2 separate regions of the Homo sapiens genome follow, and region 1 is linked to region 2. Evidence: chromatin loops called from intact Hi-C (ENCODE). Cell type or tissue: OCI-LY7. All regions are shown on one strand. Each heading gives the region's core, and the rest is flanking DNA. Links, peaks and the distances in the headings are about the cores only. Region 1 overlaps TSBP1-AS1 (TSBP1 and BTNL2 antisense RNA 1). Region 2 overlaps BTNL2 (butyrophilin like 2).

The links. A loop is a pair of places that touch in the nucleus more often than their neighbours do. Peaks named below come from ENCODE experiments on the same cell type or tissue, not always from the same donor. Only the 100,000 strongest peaks of a DNase experiment are listed, where the experiment ranks them.
Region 1: a loop joins it to region 2, with 4 times the contacts of the local background. A loop is called at or near these places in 12 of 110 quality-filtered maps.

The regions. Positions count from the first base shown.
Region 1 is chr6:32,267,067-32,269,945 of GRCh38, reverse strand. The region is part of intron 1 of TSBP1-AS1 (TSBP1 and BTNL2 antisense RNA 1); the gene reads right to left. Among named protein-coding and RNA genes, the nearest start is that of TSBP1-AS1, 13 kb to the right of the region's middle. In OCI-LY7, for the core only: no CTCF peak of the experiment used is centred there; DNase peaks (open chromatin) are centred at 1,235 and 1,745; H3K4me3 peaks cover 1,178 bases; H3K27ac peaks cover 2,260 bases.
Region 2 is chr6:32,395,657-32,398,576 of GRCh38, reverse strand. It overlaps BTNL2 (butyrophilin like 2), which reads left to right. Exons shown (of 8, transcript NM_001304561.2): 5 at 2,191-2,538. The region is part of intron 2 of TSBP1-AS1 (TSBP1 and BTNL2 antisense RNA 1); the gene reads right to left. Among named protein-coding and RNA genes, the nearest start is that of HCG23, 6.6 kb to the right of the region's middle. In OCI-LY7, for the core only: no CTCF peak of the experiment used is centred there; DNase peaks (open chromatin) are centred at 796 and 1,226; H3K4me3 peaks cover 1,203 bases; H3K27ac peaks cover 2,410 bases.

The sequences.
Region 1 (2,879 bases), core at 1-2,500, 130 kb after region 2:
GCACTTTGGGAGGCCGAGATGGGCGATCACAAGGTCAAGAGATTGAGATCATCCTGGCTAACACGGTGAAACCTTGTCTCTACTAAACATACAAAAAAATTAGCCGGGCGTGGTGGCAGGGGTCTTTGGTCCCAGCTACTCAGGAGGCTGAGGCAGGAGAATGGCGTGAACCCGGGAGGTTGAGCTTGCAGTGAGCTGAGATCGCACCACTGCATTCCAGCCTGGATGACAGAGCGAGACTCTGTCTCAAAAAAAAAAAATTTTTGGCAGGGCACAGTGTCTCACGCCTGTGATCCCAGCACTTTGGGAGGCCAAGGTGGGCAGATCACAAGATCAGGAGTTCGAGACCAGCCTGGCCAACATGGTGAAACCCCATCTCTACTAAAATACAAAAATTAGACGGGTGTGGTGGTGCACGCCTGTAATCCCAGCTACTTGGGAGGCTGAGGCAGAAGAATTGTTTGAACCCAGGAGGCAGAGGTTGCAGTGAGCCAAGATCACGCCATTGCACTCCAGCCTGGGCAAGAGAGCAAGACTCCATCTTAGGGGAAAAAAAAAAAAAAAAGATTGACTTTGGTTTATTATTTGATCGAGTTTTTTCCATTAGTACATTACTTATCTATTTATCAGTTACTGGATACAAAAGTTTCTGGAACTGAGTTCCTCACAATTGTTCCTCATAATTGTTTGGATGTAGTCCATTCCAAATAATAACTATCTATTTAAGTCTATTAAGTCTATTTTTTTAAAAAAAGAAAACACCCCTGAATAGCAAAATGACTAACGAAAAATAATAAAATTATCTGAGATTAGTCGTAGATTTTTATCAGCTAAAAACAGAAGGAACTTCCAAACCAACAAAGAGTAGATTAAACAAAGGCAAAAATAAAATGAGAGAATAGAAAATGAGATGAAAAAAGAAGAAAAATTATAGCAGCCAAGTTTAATGAGGTGCTTTGCCAATCACTGAAATGTGTCTGTCCAGCCTAAGAAAAGTTGAAAAGAAAAAAATGGGCCGGGTGGGGTGGCTCACGCCTGGAATCCCAGCACTTTGGGAGGCCAAGGCAGGCGGATCACGAGGTCAGGAGATCGAGACCATCCTGACTAACACAGTGAAACCCCATCTCTACTAAAAATACAAAAAAAAAAAAAAAAATTAGCCAGGCATGGTGGCAAGCACCTGTAGTCCCAGCTACATGACAGGCTGAGGCAGGAGAATGGCGTGAGCCTGGGAGGTGGAGCTTGCAGTGAGTCGAGACCACACCACTGCACTCCAGCCTGGGTGACAGAGCAAGACTCTGTCTCAAAAAAAAAAAAGAAAAAAAGAAATCAGATGCATATCAGTGAACTTTACACCTTTCAGATCTATTCAATGGTGGACTGAATGACTGTGGAAAGAAACATCTTCTTTATCATATGAAGTACCCTGTGGTCCAGTGGCAATTCTGATGAAACCACACTGCTTTGTAACTTATGGACATCTTCATACACTAAATAAGAAAAATTACATTAAAACTAACCACCATCCAATCACTTTTGACTAGGTGTTAAAAGGACTCACATTCTACCTTTTATCCATCCGACAAGCTCCTACTTATTTGCGATTCAGGTCAAATGTCATCTCATTTGTAAAGTCTTCCTAAACACCTACTAAGGGAGACTGCCCTCCACACAGTTCCCAAACCACTTTTATATACCTCAATTATTCTCTGTTTATACGTTTACCCGCTTTACTAGATTCTGTGCACCTGGAGGTGAGAAACCAGATGTTTTTCGTCTTTGTTTCTCCAGAGTTAAGCTTAGCTGGTTCATGAAAATCATTCAAAAATTACTGAAAGAATCTCAGTCTTAAGAGGAAAAAAGTAAACAACTATCATATACAGTAACAAACAGCTTAGGAACAAAATATTACAGGAGGAATGATAATTTCACCCTAATAGAGTGCTGGGATACTTCACAAAAAGATGATATTTGATCTGCTTTGAAGAAGTCATAAGTTAGATGAAGCAAATAAAAGTGGATTTTAAAAGGTGAAATCAAGTCTATTCCAAGGAGTGAATATGAGCCAATGCCCAGAGGTAGGACAGCATGAAGGGTCTAACGAGAGTGAGTGGACAGGCCTTGCTGGACTATAAGTGAAAAGTAGTATCAGAAATGATATCAGAAAAGTAGATTGGGGCCCAATTGAGAAGTCCCTTGAATGCCATAGTAAATAAAGCTTTAATTATTTATCTTACAGACAATGTGGAGCCCTTGGTTTTAAAGAAGAGCATCAAAATTAAATTTCTTCTTTCAAAATTTTATTCTCCCCAGATTAACGAATATTATTCAAGTTATAGCTTCAGTTTCACCAAAGGTCATGTCTCAATCCTTCTCCTCTACAGGAAAGCAATTCTAAAAAAAAAAAAAAAAAAAAGGGAAAAGAAAAACCTCAGATAAAACTGGTTTTGGTAGGACTACTCTCAGGCAGGACAGCATAAGATACAAGAATCAAATGACTGGCAATAGAAGACTTATTAAGATTAAAACTGTACTGGTCATCAGATAAGTGACTAGATCTGATTTGTTCAAATTAGAGTTTGTAATTTATTTTGAATACAAAGCAAGGCATGGTCATTTAAAAACATACAATACTAAAAAATGTAAAAAAAAAAAAGAGGGAAGTGAAAATTACTATAACCATCCTCATCCCTTAAAATGACTCTGCTATTAACATTTAAGTTAAATCATTAACTTTCTTCAATGCCTGAGTATACATACAGATAGATACTTCATTTTTCCAAGTAGATTTCAAACTTACATACCTGCATCTTTTCACTCAATATACCATGAAAATTTTTCCATAATAATATGTATCTATATAATATTTAATCAGTGCA
Region 2 (2,920 bases), core at 204-2,703:
TTTACCGTAAGCCATGTGGATGCAGAAACAGCCCCAAACTAATCCCTAGTCCATTTTTTCTGATTCTTGTCTTCAGACTTTAATAGATACATAGGAGAGGAAAATAATATTGTTTTAGGTAAAATTACAGGACAAAGCAAACAAAATGCTGGAAATAACTGGGAGTCAACTGTTACCTGGAATGGAAGGTAATAATCTGAAAATTCAAATTGTGTTGACAGGGACTTTCCTCTCTACAAAGGTAGCTGGCAGTTTTCGGCCAATGACATAATGGGATGTTAACGCCTTTGGCCAGTGACTCTATGCAGAGAACCAACAATTTTATGCTTGTGTTTCTATTATAAATGATCACACCTTATGCAAAACCATTCTTATCATTTAACAGAAAAGGACGACACTTAATTTAGAATAGAGAAAAAATGGCACGGGCAGGGCCTGATGAGAATGGAAAATGTAATATAGCTTGGGCCCAGGAAAGCCCTCAGAGAACATCTTTCCCCACTTTGCACAGTGAGAGAATTAGACCCCTTTTTTACATTCATCATTGTTTCACAATTTGTACTTTGCCGACTTCCCCAATTATTGATCTTAAAATGTTAATTTTAATTTTCAAAATTATTTGAGGACATTCAACTGGTGTGTGTCTATAACTCCACCTATGTGGAGCATTGGGGAAATAAAATATAGCGGCTGGACCAGACTTACAAGGTACTATAAAGTCCACCTAGAGGAAAGCTTCTTCAAATATCATTACCAAAAGTCCACATGAGACATGTTTTTAAACCCCTCCCTATTACCACGTCAGAGGGTGGGGATGGCTCCAACGCCTTCAAGTCTCACAGGTCTGTGCACCTCTGCTCACGCTGCAGGGTCTTCCAGGCACTTAATGCAAACTATTTTGTTCAACTCTGAAACATTATGATTTTGGTAGTTGTATAGCAAATTTACAGTTTAAGAAACTGAGGCATTAAGAAGTAGTTTAAGACAGATTAAGAAGTAGTTTAAAATCATACAGAATTGAAGTGTTAGAAGAAAAACTTTAGACAGACTAAATTTAGCAGAGTCTAACTGAGAAAAGGATGACTCATAAACAAGCCATCCCTCAGAATCAGAACGGTTTCAGAGAATTCAAAGCAGCAATTTGGTCAGACAGCATTTATGGACAGAAAATGGAAATGAGGTACAGAAAACAGAAGTGAGGTACAGAGACAGCTCTATTGGTTGCAGCCTGGCGTTTGCCGATTTGAACAGGGTTTCAACAGTTGGCTGCCTGCAACTAACAGAAGTGCAGCAGCTGCTACTCAGCTATTTATTACAAAAGTGTACTCCTAAGTTAGCCTTAGCTCCTAAGTTAGGCTTATTCATAAAATAATTTTGCAATTAAAACTCTCAGAATAAAATGAGCAATTTATAAATTTGGCCCCAGGATGCCTCTGTACCTGAGTGCTTATGTAACAAACTGCAACCTAAGTTAGGCTTTCAGTAGTTGACGTACTAAGTTAAATTGCAGTTTGTTACATAAGGAGTCAGGTACAGAGGCATCTGGGGCCAAATTTATAAACTGTTCACTTTATTCTGGGTGTTTTTTGTTTGTTTGTTTTTAAAGTCTCGCTTTGTCACCCAGCCTGGAGTGCAGTGGCATGATCTCAGCTCACTGCAACCTCTGCCTCCCGGGTTCGAGCAATTTTTCCACCTCAGCCTCCTGAGTAGCTGGGATTACAGGCACCCACCATCATGCCCGACTAATTTTTGTATTTCTGTAGAGACGGGGTTTCACCATGTTGGCCAGGCTGGTCTTGAACTCCTGACCTCTGGTGATCCACCCGCTTCGGCCTCCCAAAGTGCTGGGATTATAGACTTGAGCCACCACACCCAGCCTATCTGGGAGTTTTAATTGCAAAATTATTTTATTATTGGTCTGTAAACTGAAAAAAATACAGGTAGAAGCAGGTAGGGATTCAATTACTGTTTTACTCAGACTGACACACATCATGGAATGATTCCTCCTTAAAGAAGAGCAACCTCTATTCTGAGTCCATGAAACCCCCACCTCACCTAAGGATGACCCTGAGCCTCACAGCAACCCTGGGATGCTCATGGTTTCTAAACTCCAATGGAGCTGTTCTTAGAGATGACATTATTGGTTCCATTTTGATTCTTTCATTGTGTTTTGTCCACTCTATTTAACAGCTTCTTTAAAAGTGAATGGACCTTCCCAGCCCATCCTCGTCAGAGTGGGAGAAGATATACAGCTAACCTGTTACCTGTCCCCCAAGGCGAATGCACAGAGCATGGAGGTGAGGTGGGACCGATCCCACCGTTACCCTGCTGTGCATGTGTATATGGATGGGGACCATGTGGCTGGAGAGCAGATGGCAGAGTACAGAGGGAGGACTGTACTGGTGAGTGACGCCATTGACGAGGGCAGACTGACCCTGCAGATACTCAGTGCCAGACCTTCGGACGACGGGCAGTACCGCTGCCTTTTTGAAAAAGATGATGTCTACCAGGAGGCCAGTTTGGATCTGAAGGTGGTAAGTAAGAATTCTAGATAGATATTTTGTATTCAATACCTGCTCCTGCCACTTTAATATGCTAGTTCCTGGACAATTTCTCTGACATTTGAAATTTTCTTAATGCTTATTCATCATCAAATTTATATCAAATCCTCCAGTGTGTGAAACTGTCATAGTTACTTAAAATCCACAAACTCAAATGGATGAAATTTAATTATTTGGGCATATAACTTGTATCTTTTCCAGTATCTTCAAAAATTGACCATATCTTTAAGGAAATCTGAGTATCTTACTACATATTTTACAAAAGGCTCATTGTTTCACAGTGTGTTATTAGAATTCTGAGAAATGCAATAAAATTCTAGAAACTGTAATCATCTGAAGACTAAACTGGATCCACTGTG